Linked DNA regions of Mus musculus: region 1 is linked to region 2. Evidence: chromatin loops called from intact Hi-C (ENCODE). Cell type or tissue: gastrocnemius. All regions are shown on one strand. Each heading gives the region's core, and the rest is flanking DNA. Links, peaks and the distances in the headings are about the cores only.

Region 1 (8,328 bases), core at 65-8,064, 370 kb before region 2:
TACTACTCAAAAGACAGCTAAGGGACGAAACAGGGTGAGATGCTGAACTTAGGAAAAAGGTGGATGAGACAGAGTAGGATGAGACACAGAACAGGGTGGAAGGGAGCGCTACAGTACAGGGTGGTGCCTCTCCTCTCTCCAGAACGAGACAAGCACCGCATGAAGAAAACGTATAGTTACCTGCGTCCATATCTGCAAAGAATGGAACAGCCAGTAAGAAAAAGAAGGAACCAGAAATTCAGTGTCTCAGAGTTGGATTTCAAAAGGTTACATGGGGAGAAAATAACAGTTCAGGAAGTGGCTTGTGGGCTATGCTTGCATTAGGGGGACTAGAGGGCTTCCTTCCTCCTACCATTGTCGTAAACTACTTAGAGAAAAAATAAATAAATAAATAAAAGGAACAGAACCACAGTAAGACATGGGTATGTCAACAGAAGAATCAAAATGTCTAATGGCAAAAATAAAAAATGCCTAACTCACATGCAAAATGATTACATGTTTGTAATACAATATAAAGGGAAACATACTTAGACATGTGGCAGGGTGACCTGGATTGTATTAGAAATGCTGGTGTCTGTGACGGAGCAGCACCACACGATCAAGTGTCCAGTTCAGAGTGGTGTCCGACCAATACTCAAAGGGGTGGCACCGGACTAAGGACACGCGTTACAGTGCGAATGTACTCCAGAACACCACACGGTGGCTAATGCTCAAAACGCTGGAGTGGATGCGCTAGAACCCCAATGGGAGGGAGCATATGCCTAAGTCTCTTTGCTGCTTGGTGGCTTTCTTATGACTTTAGCATGGGTCATCAATGATTTAGAATATGCTAAAGAGAAAATTGAAACCCTGAACTCTAAGCTGGTAACTAACCACCTGCCCAACAGCATACCTTCTGGAGATTCCTCCTGCACGTACGTGCCTGTCAGGTACCGGTGCACCAGCGCAGACTTGCCACTGGCCAGGTTACCCACAATTCCCTGCGACAAAAAAATAAGACAGCAGTTAGACGTGATTTTTTTTTTTTGCACGTGTGGTCATAATCTCCCTGCTGAAATGTTGAAGAGACGCTCAGAAATGAATGCAGTGACTCCTTCTATTGGAGATGGAGTCAACCCCAAATTAGCAGCTCCTGTCCGATAGTGCTGGATACTGTTAGGGCGTCAGCATGCTGGCGTTCTTCTGGGAAGACCCCTGCTCGCTTTATCTGGCACATGTGCACTGGCTCAACTGTCCACGAGGATAGGTGCCTCCCTATACTAAGGAGGAAAGGTTCCATGGGACAGGATGCTACAAACGGTCATGTGTAGATAGGGCCATCTGGGGTGTTCCACCCTAAGAAGATAAACATGGGAAAGACTTGGAAGCAGGAGTAACTGGGATGGAGGAGGGAGGCAGAGCCCATAGAGAACAGACAGCAAGCCTGCCTCTCAGAAACACACAACCAAGAGAAAAAACACAGTCAAGCTGTGGCCAGGACAGCTCAGGTGATCACAGTGAGTAGAAAATAACACTGGCAGACACGATCGGGCACCTGGCCTGTTCGGGAGCCCTGCCCATACCCCCACAGTCGCTCTGGGGAGCTGCTGCCTTGTGCATTCTACTCTTTGCTCAACAACCACATATCCATCCCCAGTCCCAACTGCCCCCACAGCCTGTGTGACTATGCCTGCACCTGCAGGCTGTCCTGGCCCTCTCACCATGCTTGCAGCCCCCGGCTTCCTACTTTCTGGCTTTGAATCCTATATCCACTGGCTGCCAACCTCATCTCTATGGACTTGCTGTCTCCAGGTGAGTAGAACTTTCCACACTGACTGATCACAGCCCCAAGTCCTCCTCTAACTCAGGATCCACAGCCAGTTCAGAAATCACAGCCTTCTGGTTCTGTTCAGAAACCACAACCTCCGAGGTCCACCCTTAGGCTTCTGAAAGTTTAAGTCCCCAGGCCCCAGGTGTTATATGGGGGGGGGGGGGGGGTGCGGCTGAGAGGGGACTGGTCACAAGAACACTGTCCATACAGGATCAAATGTACATTTGAAAGTAGCCCAGCAAGGACTCTACCTGTGATCTACAGGGCAGATGACACCCGCCCCCCAGTCCTCACCAGTTCCCAAATCTGTGGATGCCTTTGATTCCCAACCTCTAGAACTATGAACACGGGTTTTACACCGTAATGCCACGCCCTCACCTGGAGCCAGCAAGATGCCCTCAGGCCCTGGCTCCTGCCTTTTCCTGCTGCACAACAGTGTTTAGCAGATCTCAGTGTGAGGCTGTGACTTCCAGCCCCTTATGGGAAGAGACTGTGTCTCCCTCATCTTGTTCTCCACCGTCAAGGCACCCAGCCCAAGGAAGATGCACAGCCCCATGGACTCCACGTGTAAATGGCTGATGCGTGACTAACGCAGTGAATATAAAGCAGCTTTCTCTACCCCTGAGGGCTGGGCTGAGGACCAGAGCATGTGGACAGTTCCTGCACAAAGAAAGTCATCTCCCCTCCAAGGCCAGCCTGCATCTTCCTACCTTGAGCCTCCACAGTTTGAGAATATCTGCCTACTAATTATTCTTTTGCTCAAGGGCACCTGCTGTTTGTCAGCTTCAAGCTGGGAAAATCCAAGCCAGTATATGCCACAGAAATGAAATTTTTAATTAAGATTACTTTCTCTTCCTGGAAGAAATGTTCCCCTACCCAGCACTGTGCAGCTGGGTTTTCTCTGGGTGGTGACACCAGACACTCTTTCCTGTAAGAGTGGGCATTGGTATGGCGTATACCTGAGCAGGCCAGTGCCGCCCACCCCAGGCCTGGGGCAGAGGTTTCTTTGGCCCCTGCACCCATCTCATAGGTTGTGAGCTGTATCATTTTAACTTGAAACATTGGTAGAACTACCATCTGTTAGGATGTGGGCCTCCTGGGGAACTGTGACAACCGCTCCTGAATGTCACTTGCAGAAGAGGAAGTAACCCAGCCTGGGTCCAAGGGCTTCATGGGCATAAAGGAGTGCCCTGATAATGCCCACGCTAGGTATCTCAGGGCAGGAGAAGGTGTCACCCTGCCTTGCCTTGCAGGCTGTCAGTCAGGGCTCTGTGCCTCATGCTGTCATATTCCCGGAAGACGCAGAGCACAGCACCTTTATAATCTCAATCCTCCAGCATCCTGTGTTTTCTACTCAGCTACTAAACAGCAATCTGCTGTAAAAATGGAACCTCTTAGTTAAAAATCCCAGCTGAGAGGATAAGCAAAATACATGGTGGCACCTCTGCACGGTCTGCCCACTGCTTCCACCCCAGCGGAGGCACGGAGCTTGTGTAGCCTGGCACCAATCTGCAGTGCTGAAAGCAACTGCAGCACAACTTCCGAGACCACAGGCAGAGCCCGCCACTCTCCCAGAAGCAAACAGTGAACCGTATGTATGTCCTGATGGGTTCTGAAAGACTCGCTGAGAAATACTCCATAAAAGGCCCATTGGAGATTCAGTGACATCACCAGGGCTGCATTTCCAAGCAGGATGAGGGTCCCACAGCGATGACCTAAAGGGCCACCTGTCTGTCTCGGGTGCTGCATGAGGGTAGAAACAATGACATCCCTGTGGGCATGGGAAGGGAAATGCTTCACAGAACAAAGAAGTGCTTCTTCAGACCTGAGCATCCTCACCAGCAAGAACTGGCTAAGGTGCCCTTGACAACGAGGTGCCTGCTGATGCAGCCACAAGAGGGCGCCCACCACAGCAGAGCGCCTGGCCATCCTCAAACCACAGATGAGCCCTAGAGCTCAAGTGAGCTTTAAGAAAGTCACATTTAGAAGACCCTACACTGTCTCTTTAAATGCTAATACTTGCTAGACACACTGATGCTTACCTTAGAAAACCATATTCCAGAAAATAAGGTTTTGGTAGCAACAATTCTCAATTACTATTGGCTGATAAAAATATGTGGACCGATCCAGGCACGGTGGCACAAGCCTGTATAATTCTAGCCCTTGGGAGGCTGAAGAAGAACGATGGTGAATTAAAAGCCAGCCTGGGCTACATGGTGAGTTTCATGGCAGCCGAGATTACATATAAGATGCTGTCTTAAAAAGCCCAAGCCAACCAAACTAAACCCATGCAGGCCCTGTCAACCTGCAGCACCTTCAACTCCCAGGAAGTTTATCAGGAAGATGAGGATCAATGCCTCCTGGTTCCCAGCCATCTCTTGTGCTGCTGGGAGGTTGAAGCACTCCACCCCGCTGTTGCTCTGACTTAAATGGACACATGAGGCCAGAGGCTACAACAGTTGGGACAGATATACAGAAGGCTCTCCGAGACAGCGCTGGCTTCGAATCCCAGCTCTACCCGACTGTAGATGGCTTCTGGGTAAACTCTTCATGTCTCAAACCTTACCTGTGACACAGGCTGACAACAGGGCCTCCCCGTCATGGAATAATTGTGAGGACAGAAGGCCATAATTACATGGAACCTGCAGGCAGAGCATGCCCAGTGGAGTATATGCTTCATAAACACCTCGTGAAAACACTGCGGCCTTGTTAACTGGCATTAAATCTAAAACCAGAGGGGTCAGCGCCCGAGTTTCTTGCCAGAAGTATCTGAAACTGGCCAACCTGTACGAAAAGGTCCTGTTAATGGCACTGGCACCCACCCCTGTGCCACTCATTAGGTATTTGCAGAGCACTCTATATACTGTACAGGTTACAGAAGCTATGAAACAGAGCAGACAGGCCAAGCAGCTACTGCAGAGCTAGTCTTACGGAACCCCAGAGGCTGAGAGGACAGCTGTCCTCCCGAAGTGGATAACCCCACTGGGGGCCATTGCTGAGACACACCAGTGTCCTGGAGGAAGTGGCTTACTTCCATCTCAGGTGTGAGACACAGAAGTCCTTATCCCATCCTCTCAGCATCACTGAGGTGGGGACCTTGGCAGTTCAGGTGGGTCACTGGGGAAATGGGGAAGAGGAGTGAACATAGTGGGAAATGCACAGTGAGTGGGTGGGCCCAACTGAGGGTCTTCACCATCCGAAGCCGTCTTCCAGCAGGTAAATTATGGAGCCCAGCACTAGAGAAACAGGAGAGGGAGAGAGAGAGACAGAGACAGACAGAGAGAAGAGAAGAGAAGAGAAGAGAAGAGAAGAGAAGAGAAGAGAAGAGAAGAGAAGAGAAGAGAAGAGAAGAGAAGAGGAGGGAGGAGGGAGGAGGGAGGAGGGAGGAGGGAGGAGGGAGGAGGGAGGAGGGAGGAGGGAGGAGGGAGGAGGGAGGGAGGGAAGGAGGGAGGGAGGGAGGGAGGGAGGGAGGGAGGGAGGGAGGGAGGGAGGGAGGGGCGGGCAATGGAACTGTGCTTGCTGCAGGAGGCGACTGCAATGAGAAATACTCCCTGAAGCCAGCTATAAGCTTTAACTCCACCAGAAGCTGCTTCTATTAAAAACAGAACTCTTGACATATGCCAAGAATTCGTAATTGCATATAAACAGTCGTTACTTTTTTAAAATTATGACTTCTGATGGCTTCTTACAGAGGCTGTCATAATGCCCAGCAAGGGACAGGTCGATCCCCGGTGGCATTAGTAGAGTAGTCTATGTGTGAGACACAGAGCAGCATGGAGTCGGGCAGGGAAGCGTTGGTCCTGTACATAATGGCTGCTATGGCTCAGCTGGGCACGCTCAAGGCTCTAGCTCCTTCTAGCCAGTGATGGCCTTTTCCCAGTACACACTCCCAGATGGAACATGTCCTACCTACAGGCCTCAGGAAACAGAACTCCATATGGGCAAGCTTGCACACTCCCATCCTGCTTATTCTAGCCCCCCACCTCCCAAGGCCAGAGATGCCACTCACCACTTTGAGCTCCGGTACCGATCGGCTGAGTGTCCATTCCTGGCTGTTCACGAAAGCATCTGTAATAGAGGATGGGAAACGTGAGGAGACATGCCACAGAACTCACAGAAGTCAAAACATTCCCTAGATATCATTTTTGGTAGAGGGACCACCTAAGCAGGGTCATACCAGCCGCCCATGTTACAACTACCCTGGAGGCCAATACTTGCCCAAGTTCACACATTGTCTGGCCTCAAGGCTGTGGTGTATAACACATACTGCACTCAGCAATGCCAAAGGCTCTCACCCTGGCCCTTACTCCCTCACTCCAGCTCCAGGCCTTCCTAGTGTCCACAGCAGACCTGAAGGCTGTCCTGGTTCTCAGCACAATGTAGAAAAACAGAGGCAGGAGCCTGATTTGCCTGGGCCTGACTTGGTGTCAAGCTAGATTTTCATCTGTTTTTTTTATTCTACTGAAACAGTTACTTTCCTGAAATCTCTCTCTCTCACACACACACACAAAGGATATAGACAATGGCTAGAGCCAGCAGCAAGATTGCAGGGTGCAGAATATTTGGATCCTCAGAAAGAAACCAGACAGCTATTCAGCGAGGGTGACTCGGGACAGGTCAGGAAGAGAGGGCCCCTCAGTACTGAGGGACTCAAGCAGGCTGCCTTACACCTCTCCACCTCACACCCAATATCCCGCTTTGGCTCACAGGATTTTCACGTTTCCCGTGTGCCACCGCCTATCAGAAACGATAGCCTGAGGTAGTCAGTACCTACTGCAAGCCAGTCACAGGTTTCATGTCTCTTTCCAATATAGCTCACTCGTTAATCTTCCTCAAATGCTGACTCCTGTTACCTCTTAAGCTGTCCAAAAAGCAAAGTCCCCCACAACACATTCAAGGTCAAGTCAGTCATCGTGCTCAGGAGGATGCTTGGTACTCAGACCCAGCAGGTGTCAGGGCTGGAAGCCATGGCCTGCTTCTCCTCTGTCGGTGGCTGGAAAGGGTGAGGGGTGCCAAGCAGGCCAGGAAGACAGTCCCCTGACACCAAAGAGGCTGCAACCAACACAGGACAGACATCCCTGGCCCTGCACTGACCTAGAAACCCCCATGTCTAAGGAGCCGAGTCACCCAGAGGAAGGTCTCTGCTCAGAGAAGCTAAATCAGGAGCACCGGGTGACCTGCAGAAGCTACAGAAGACAAGACACATCCATACTGTAGCCTTGTGTGACATCTTTGCAGAATGTTCATTTTTGTGGCAACTAGGTTAATAAAATAGTTGACTTAATAGAAGGAGGGGGAAGGGAGGGGGAGGGAGACGGGAAAGAAAAGAAAAGAAAAGAAAAGAAAAGAAAAGAAAAGAAAAGAAAAGAAAAGAAAAGAAAGACTAAAGAATCGACACAGTTTCATCATGAAACCTTTCTTTAAAAAACAGGGCCCAGTCTGAAGGAAGGCAAGGCTGGCATGGCTCAGGGCCAAATGAAAAGTGACACATGCTTTAGTCAAAGACGTCTGCACCACAATCTCTGTCACCTTCCTCTGTGTGGTTTCTCAGCGACTGAGCCTTGTGCCACAGACAGCAATGGAAACACAAGCTACACAGCACCCACACAGAAACCTCCTCACCCAGCGGGGAGAGGGGGCCGAGGCAAACCACAGCTCCTGTCTCTCTCAGGTGACGACAGAGCAGCTGCCTGGCTGCTTCAAAGAACGACTCAGGGCATGTCTGCATACACTGCCCAAGGACCTTCCCAGTGGACAGAGCCTGAAGGCACAGCTGTTTGTGGGCTTTCTTATTACGCACATAGTAGGCCCAAGATGGATGTCCTGCGCTGAATGAAGCTGGTATGATATGATGCACGCCTGCAATCTCCGCACTTGAGAGGTGGGACCATAAGGATCAGAAGTTCAAGGTCCTCCTAGGCTACACAGTGAGCTCAAAGTCAACCTGACCACCCCGACTCAACACCCTCACCAAAAACAAAGACCCAGAGGAAACTGCGGTGCCCACTTAACACCTCACTCCATGGAATACAAGAAGGAAACACATTCACAGGCACTGGTTTAGATAAAGTACTACTGCACTGCAATTTAACAGTAGGGCAGAGATTACACTGGTGGGCGTGGGTAGCCCACTGAGCCTTCTGCTAGGTGTGGGTCAGGCTGCCTGGCTCCTGTTTGATGCCACAAGTGACCTCCACTGTGGCTTGTCATTCCTCATCACAAACCAAGCACGGCTTCGATTACCACCCCCCCCCCCTTCTGCAGTGCAGTGCAACCAACACAGGGCCTCCACACACTAGACAACTGCTCTAACACCAAGCTATGGTCCCAGAACTTAACAGTCTTTAGTCAGCTCAACAAAGGAAAAAGTGGGTGCTGGGTCCTGACCTCCCTCCTGTGGTGACAGGCTACAAGGACTCCAGGTTAGACATGTAAAATGTGACATCAGTTCCTTCACTAGTCTCGTTAATCATGACAGTGGGTTATGAATGATAGCCAAGTGGACAGAATAAAGGTGC
Region 2 (8,328 bases), core at 23-8,022:
CAGCCTTGATACTCAGGACTGTTCTAGTGAATAAATGACTGAACGAGAGGGAGAGGCCATTTGGGATGTCTTGAAGGAAAATCAATCCATCAATTAATCATTCTATTGGGCCCTGCACTGCTCAGGAGTAGGATGCGTGACTCATTAATCCTGCCATCTACTCAGTAAGCAATTCACTGACAATTCTGTTCCAAGGGCTCCCCTGGGTTGATGCTAGGGAGGGGTCACAAAGACAGACCGCTCTGGATATTTGGATGGGCAACTCTGAAACACTAAGCAGGCCAGGAGGGACTTCAGTTGCAAGCAGAGCAGAGCAGGTCCCAAGGGCTGGGCTGCAATCAGTTTAGAAAAGGAGCCATTGAGGCAGGCAGAAGAGATCAACAAAGATCTGGGGAAAGTGAGGGGCCTGCATTCCTTGTGGCTGAGGAGGGACACAGTGAAATAACCCACAGCCTCCAGGCAACTGGGACAAAGAAGACAAAGAGTAAGGCCCTGCTGTGGTTTTCTGGGAACAAATATTGGGAAACCATGGGAGGTGAAGGGAGATGATGGTGGGATGTCTCAGCTGCAGACCTGACCGTGGAGGAATCTTTTAAAAGGCTGGGTACCATTTCTGCCCTTCCGTGGGCTGCAGTCTCTAAAGTAGCTGTAGAAATACATGGAGTCACGAGCAGGGCTGTGTCCTGATGAAACCTCTGATGGACATGACGTTGGAATTCCAGAGAGTTCTTGTGCATCACAAAATGCTATACTTCTGATTTTTCTTCTGATCATCAGAAAGTAAAGAGACTATTCTTTCCTGCCTATGAGCCACATGACAACGGACAGTCATCAGAGCTGGCCTATGAACATGACTTGGTGGCCATTGGAGTATATAGTTCTCAGACATTTGTTGTTACAGTACAGGTCTGGCTCTTGCATTAGGGGCTTCTAAGCTCTCAGCCAGACTAATTCAGGATCTCTCTCTCTCTCTCTCTCTCTCTCTCTCTCTCTCTCTCTCTCTGTGTGTGTGTGTGTGTGTGTGTGTGTGTGTGTGTAATTGTGGACTCATGTGCCCATGAGTGCATGTAGAGGTTAGAGAAGAATTTCAGCTGTCATTCCTCAGACATAGCCACCCTTTGAAAAAATTGAGCCTGGATTTCTCATTTCTCACTGGCCTGGAGTTTGGAGTTTGCCAAAGAGGCTAGGCTGTCTGGGCAGCAAGCCTCAGGAGTCCATCTGTCTCTACCTCCCCAGTACTGGGATTACAGTGTGTCCCAACAACCCTTGATTCGTTAACATAAGTTTGGAGCTCGAACTCTAGCTCTCTTGATTGCAAGGAAAACATCTTAATGACGGAGCCCTATCCCTACCTCCACAGATCATCTTTGAGAGCCAGTGATATCTTAAAAGCCCAGCAGAACTGTTGGAAAAGGCGAGTAGCGTTATCAAGTTCTACCAAGGTTGGAATTCAGAGCATGAAGGGGGTCACTGAGGACTAGGTCCATGATGGGAGGTGGGATCCCCACAGAAGGCCACTGTCTGCGTACGCATGGGGTGCCTCTAGGGCAGCAGGAGTAGCAGTTGCCGCTTTTTCCACAGCATCCGTACTTGTGAGCAGGTGTGGCCAAGTCATGCGTGTTTCCTGGTTTTCCACATTTGCCAGTAAACCAATGTGAGGGCTTCCCCTGATTTGTGGGATCCTTTTCTCTGGATAGGGGGGTGGGGAGCTAAGTGTCTGAAGATTCCTCCCCTCATCATAGTAAATGCAGGCACAATGAATGCACTGTCGCCACCTGGGGCAGTCAGATGTGCACAGCCCTGGCAATAACTTGAAGAGAAAAGTTAAGGACTAAAGGGGGTGGGAGGAGAGAAGGAAGGAGGAAGATGGGGGAGGAGGAGGGAGAAGGGGGAGTTAAGGGGAAGGGGAGGAAGAGGGAGGAGGGAAAGGAGGAGGAGAAGGGGGAGGGGAAGGGGAAGAGGAGGGGGAGGAGGGGGAGGTTTTAAGCCACAGCATTCAGTGGGAGCTAAATCTGCTCCCTCATTCTTGGATCTGGAGACATGACAGATGGCAAGTGGGACCCGACAGCCAGACTGGAGCCTCAGAATATGCTCGCCCCATGTTCTCATGTGTGTGTGTGAGTGTACGTCTGTCTGTAAAGAAGCCTAAATATCAAGTATATGTGCATGAACACAGGTGGGGTCCTTAGGTCGGCTTCTGGTGTCTCAATCACTCTCCGTTTTGAGACTGTTTCTCAGTGAACCTGGAGTTTACCACTTCAGCTAGACTGTCCAGCCATCAAGTTCCTGAGACCAGCCTCTTCCTGTCTTCACAGTGCTGGGGTCCCAGATGCACACTGCCACCCCATCCGGCTTTTACGTGGGTGCTGTGGATTTGAACTCAGATTCTCACGCTTGCACATCAAACACTTTACATAACAAGGCATCTCCCCAGTTCCCTCATCTTGTCTTGATAGCAACAGCCAGAGTGTCTAATTTATCTCAATATACTTAATGTACATCCTAATAAACAAGATGTGAGACCAGGCGGGTGCTTGAAACGGCTTAGAAACTAGGTGGTTGCTATGTGCAAAACAGGCCCAAGTAATGCTTTTGTGCTTTGAAATAATGGGAATAATAAATGTTTGCTGTAGGATGCTACAGACTAACAGAGGCAGAGGGGAGAGAGGGCTGCCTTCAGGTGGAGCAGCTCACCATGAAGGCTCATCCCCAGGTCCCCTGTGGCTTAGGTTTCCTCTTCTGGGCTCAGTCTTGCTGCGAAAAGTCCTTGTGGGCTTCCGGATCCATCTTGGCTTCCGTGGATCCCGCTGTTGATAGCTCTCATGTGGCCTTCTGTGATCAGCTCACAGCACTGTTGGGGACAGTCTAGTCTTTCACTTCCCGAAGACCTAGGTCCCTGGAACATACTTCTCTTGTCTTCTTGAGAAGAGATCTTGTCCTGATCTTTTTGGGGGTGTAGTTTCTTCTAGCACCGCTCCTTGACGCATCGGGGAGCTTCTGAAAAGCATCTGGCCCACCTGCTGCACCCAGGGCTTCTTGAAGGACTTTGCCCAAGGCTTTTCTAGAGCGCAAGTACTGAACTTTCATAATTCTCCATCCCCATTCATAGATATCTAATTACCAATATCTTATGTGTTCCAATAAGAAGTTTCCTCTCAAAACACAACTATCCCCAGAGAAGTCACATCCTGGCCTCTATAGACTTGCTGGGTGCAAGTTCACACTCTCCAGGAACCAGCTGTGACAAGGGCAGGAGGGTTGTCTCGTGTGAATCACAGATTCTTAAACTGAAGGTCATGACTTGGTATGGGGCCATGAAAATGAACACGGGGGTCATGAAAGATGTGGCTGGCAAAAAGGTTTCTGAATATTCAGTGGCCAAACTTTAAATCCCACTCACACAGGAGTCTGCTGGGAACTGAGTCTGCTGGGAACTCGGTGGAAGGTGAGCGAAGCCTCCTTGGCCACGCCCTTGTCTTTACCTGCAGTGGACACTACACTGACCAACAGAGATCATCATTAGAACAACTGGGGTGGGGGAGTCACTTCGATATGCACCTTTGAAGAGGGCTTAGGCTCAAAGTGTGTCTCCTGAGAGCCCCTCACTGTGTCTGCCTCTTGCTTTCTTCCCTCCGTCCCTCCGTCCCTCCCTCCTTCTGTTTCTGTCTTGTGTCTTGTGTCTCCGTCTCTCTCCTTGGGTGTCTATGTCTTCTTTTCTCTGTCTTCCCTCTGTATCCCCGATTTTATGTCTCCATTTTTGTCTCTCTCCCTGTACATCTCTGTCTTTTTGCCTATCTGTCTTTCTCCTCTTGCTGTGCATCTCTCTCCCTTTATAAAGCATTTTAGGAGCTGGAGAGATGGTTAAGAGCACTCACTACTCTTCCAGAGAACCCAATTTCGATTCCAGCACCGATATGGCAACTCACAACTGTATCTCCGGTTCCAGGAGATCTAGTAACCTCTTCTGGCCTTTATGGGCATAAAGTCCATACGATACACAGACACGCAAGCAGGTAAAACACTCATACGCATTATGTATATGTATGTGTATGTATATACTTTTTAAATGTTTATTTGAGAGGGAGGGAAGGTGATATCATGGTTCACAAGAAAAGGCCACAGTCCTAGAGTCTAAGTTGGGGTTCTCTTCTACTGTGCAGGGTCAAGGGATCAAAGTGAGGTCGTCAAGCTTGGAGGCCAAGTGCCTATGCCTTCCGAGCCACCGAGCCAACCCGTCTCTGTCTCTGTTTTTCCCTCCTGTCTGTCTTCCCTCCTGCTCTTCCATCTCTCACTATACACAGGATCAGCTTCTCCTTTCCTGGCTGCTGACCAGAACATCACCCTGAGGCCACAGGCTGTTCAAAAAGGAGGAAGTTCTTTAGCAGCTTGCCCGTTGTCACGGCAACTGTTTCCTTGCTAGCCAAAACATTCACTTTGCATTCTCCCTTGCATGGGTTTCCTGGTCAGATTTTTTTCCTGCAGTGACATCTAGTGTCCAAACACTATGGAAAAAAAAAATCCAATGATTTATGACTGGTCTTGAGGACACTATCATAGCAGAGGGTGTCTGTGGCCCTAGACCCTATACTGTGCCCCTCTGAGCTAGACTAAAAGGTGTTCAAGGGGCTGCTTCGGACCCTTGCTTCATATCACCACTCCTGTAATGGCTTTTTCTCTTCCTGAGTCCTTGATGGTTGCTTCTTTGCTGTCTGTGCTGGACAAGATTCTGTCACTTGTCCCAGGTGTCAGCAGCAATCTGCACCTCCTCGTCCTCTGTCACTCACTCTTATAGGGTGACACGCATGGATGTAGACACGCCTCTGAAGACACCGGACAGCACCCACCCCCATGCTTCCTCTTTGCTACTCAGACTTCTCCAGCAGCCTCATGTGGGAACAGGGCGGGAAGTGACACAGACAGAAACCTCCTGGTCAGGCCCCGAGTGAAATGACCCAGTCGTTTCCTACAGAGACCCAGATTGGGGGCGATCAATCCAGAATGGTTCAACACCTGGATGGTCTCTGGGTCTCACCCAGTTTGGGGAGCAGGGAGCATCCCCGTCATCCCAGCTTTACCCACGTGTGCATGCTTTACCCTGGCCACCCCCTTGTGCTGCTGGTGTCCCCAGTTTTCAAGATGACTTTAGGGCTGGTCTGTCAAGAAGTGGAGCCACTGGCTTTCTACTGCATTCAGAATTCTGCTAAGGGGATTCCCTGGGAAGGGACAGGGAAAAAGTTGAGCACAGGGGACGCCAAGGAGAAGGTGGTTGGGAGTGAGCACGTAGCAAAAGCTTCACTGGAAATGGGAAGAAGGAAGTCAGAAATAATGAACGAGTCAAGCAGCAACCGGAAATGAGCCGTCCTAGGTTTTTAAAGTGGGAGCCACTCTGAGTAGCGTGAGGAAGTCTCTTTTTTCCTCTGGGATGTGGATTATCCTTTTTTTTTTTTTTTCAGCGTATCTGCATGGTTTATGTAACCCATCCATTAATCTCTGTGATGGTAAGCTCTGTTAATTTGACATAACCTAGAATCGCTGTGGATGAGAGAATCTCAGTGAGATTGTTCATATCAGATGGGCCTATAGGCATGTCTGTGGAAGGTTGTCTTGACTGTCTTCATTGATGTGGGAAGACCCAGCCTAAATGTGGGCTGAGCCTTCTGGTAGCAGGTCAGATAAAGAACCTGGAAAGAGAAGAGCGTTGACTTCTTTTTTTCCTAACTGGCTTTCATTCTCACTGATGGGCTCATCTACTCCATTGCTGCTGCCGCTTCCTTCACTAATATTAGCACCATCCTGACGCTGCTAACAAGCTGAAGACCAGCAGCTCTCAAGAATCCTCCAGGCCTTTGGCACCAGATGGGGACTGCTGGTGTGTTGAGAGGGAGAGGCCACTGAGTAGAGACCTCGGGGTTGGTGCCTAACAAACCGATGGATGGGAAATGCTGAAGATGGAGCTGGGGCTTTGGAAAGGGGAGTGTTAGTAGTACTGTGTCCAACACAGAACCTGTGAAATGTACAGGAAGAAAATGCCACAGCCAACAGACAAAGCTCTCCAAGAGCAGAGTAAAGGATGCACTGGAGACCTGAATGGGCTCATTAGCACCTTAATGGTATTTAAAGCAATATGCAAGTTTTCAGATTGTTGAAGCATGTTTGTGTGTGTGTAAGAGACGTGTGTATGCAAATCCATGTTTGTTTGTATATATGTGGGGGGGCATGCTTGAATGTGTATATATCCATGTCTGTATGTGTACAGAAATATGTTTGTGTGCATGTATGTGTGCAGAAGAATGCTCGTGTGCGTGTGCGTGTGTGCTGCTGATACTAGGGTTGCAAATGTGTTTCCTCCCATGGGAAAAAGCTTTGCTGTGGGACACCACCCAGAGCAGAATCTGATCAGCATAGAACCAACCACCAGGCATCGAGTCAGGAACTCACCCAGAGCGTGAGATACATGTCCCAGAGGTGAAGCTGGAGGAGGCTTGCTCCCATGAGCCTTATCACCAGCAGGCTGGCCAGAGAGCTCTGCAGGATGCATGAGGCTGTGGCAGTAATCTTGGGCACTGCTGATTTACAAATTGTACCAGTCTGGCACTCACACTGTTTGCTCGGCTTTAACCTGAAGCTGGAACTGGTTGTCCGGGCAACAGAAAGGGATTTCTGGGTTCTCAAACTGGAAGTTTAACTGGAGAGTTTGTGACACTCAGGACTGCTTAGGGATGGGCCCACCAGCTCCTCCTCATCTGGGAAATGCTTGTCCTGGCCTCATTCATGTTCAGCCCCAGGATCAGAGACACTGGTGTGGTTTCCTCTTGTGATGGCACAGGAGTGGTTCTCCACTTCAGCACCACAGATGTTTGGAAACTGTCTGTACACTGGGATCATTGGCTCACTGGTAGGAAATCCTCGGAGCATGCATTTCCATAAGCCATTCATGCTGGAACACTCCAGAAGACTCCAGAACTTGAGTCTCCCCAGGGTCTGAGCAGAGCTAAAGTATGGGTGTTTGGCATCAAGGAAAGAATTTGACACTCAGCCCCCTGGAGCTGTACAGGGGAATAGAGGACCTGCCTGATGTGAAGTTTCGACTGCCTGACCCCTGGCTTCTGCTCCCCACGGAGATCCAGTAAGGAGTGTCCAGCATGCTACAACACTCGTGGGCTTGAGGTTTCATTTTTAGGAATCTCTCCATGATGGCTTCTTCATAAACACACTACTATTAAATACTAAAGTGTATACACCCAGAAATAAAGCCTGTAAAATGAGTAGTAAATACCATACCACAGCACTTCCTGCTGGCTTTTCTGTTCTCAATGCTCTCCAGGCTATTTCCGCCCATAGCGGCCCGTGCCTCCTGCACAGTGGAGCCCTCTAACTGCAGTCTCTTGCTTTTCCTCAGAGCCCTACATAGTAGCAACTCCTTCCTTGGAAGTTGGACGAGAGCAATAGAGACAGGCAGATGTGGACCAGAGAGGCCTCCAGAGCACATGCAAGGTGTGAATTCACTTATATTTGCTTACTTCGCAAACTTCTTTTGCTGCACAAAAGAAAATAGGGGGGGGGGGGAAGCCGAATTAAACAAATGGTTGCTGCAGCCCAAGCAGGCAAAACAGTGTGGGAGACTGCACCTGTACACACACACACACACACACACACACACACACACACACACACACTGCTTCCTCTGGGTGCGACTACTCTTAAATGGCTGCTGGCACCAGGTTGCCTGTCCTGTGTGTGTGTGTGTGTGTGTGTGTGTATCACATGCACTCATATGCAGCCACTCCACACGTGCCCTTCTTGGCCACAGAGGAGAGGCATGGGGCCGACGCCCGCCTATGAGAAGGAGTCATCACAGAAGGTTCTTCTTCTCCCAAATTCCCAGCCCATCTGCACCTGGCACTGGGGACTCGGGGTTGCAGACTTAAGAGGCCAGAAGGTGGCACAGGCTTCTTCAGGGGTGGACACAGGCCCTTCTGCCCCCAGGGAAGGTGATACTTGGGTCTGGAGGCAAGCCTGCAGGCTGAGTAAAAGCTATTTTTAGCAGCTAATGGCAGCCAAGTATTCTGGAAATATAAGTAGCAACAGACGCTCTCTTTGGGAGTGAAAATGGGACCACACTTTGAGCAGTATGAATCCAACTTGAGTTCTCACAACTCGGCAGACCAGGATGAGGAGATGGTAGGATAGAATCAACTCAAGGCTGAGAGCTGCTTCCAGAGGCTGCAGACCCCTACTCCTGGTCCTTTCATGTCAACAGGGACTTGGTTGAGAGTCTTTTGCACTTTGAGTTTCTCCTGTCTTTTCTAAGTGCCCTGTTCTTACACA

What was found. A loop is a pair of places that touch in the nucleus more often than their neighbours do. Peaks named below come from ENCODE experiments on the same cell type or tissue, not always from the same donor. Only the 100,000 strongest peaks of a DNase experiment are listed, where the experiment ranks them.
Region 1: a loop joins it to region 2, with 4 times the contacts of the local background. A loop is called at or near these places in 13 of 42 quality-filtered maps.

The regions. Positions count from the first base shown.
Region 1 is chr1:89,602,148-89,610,475 of GRCm38, reverse strand. It overlaps Agap1 (ArfGAP with GTPase domain, ankyrin repeat and PH domain 1), which reads right to left. Exons shown (of 18, transcript NM_178119.3): 2 at 5,820-5,878; 3 at 893-980. Among named protein-coding and RNA genes, the nearest start is that of Gm41914, 25 kb to the right of the region's middle. In gastrocnemius, for the core only: no CTCF peak of the experiment used is centred there; DNase peaks (open chromatin) are centred at 3,699, 6,790 and 7,319; H3K27ac peaks cover 1,381 bases.
Region 2 is chr1:89,231,624-89,239,951 of GRCm38, reverse strand. No RefSeq gene overlaps it. Among named protein-coding and RNA genes, the nearest start is that of Gm34331, 130 kb to the right of the region's middle. In gastrocnemius, for the core only: CTCF peaks have their summits at 4,488 (motif pointing left), 7,368 and 7,932 (motif pointing right); DNase peaks (open chromatin) are centred at 2,054, 4,360 and 4,820; H3K27ac peaks cover 252 bases.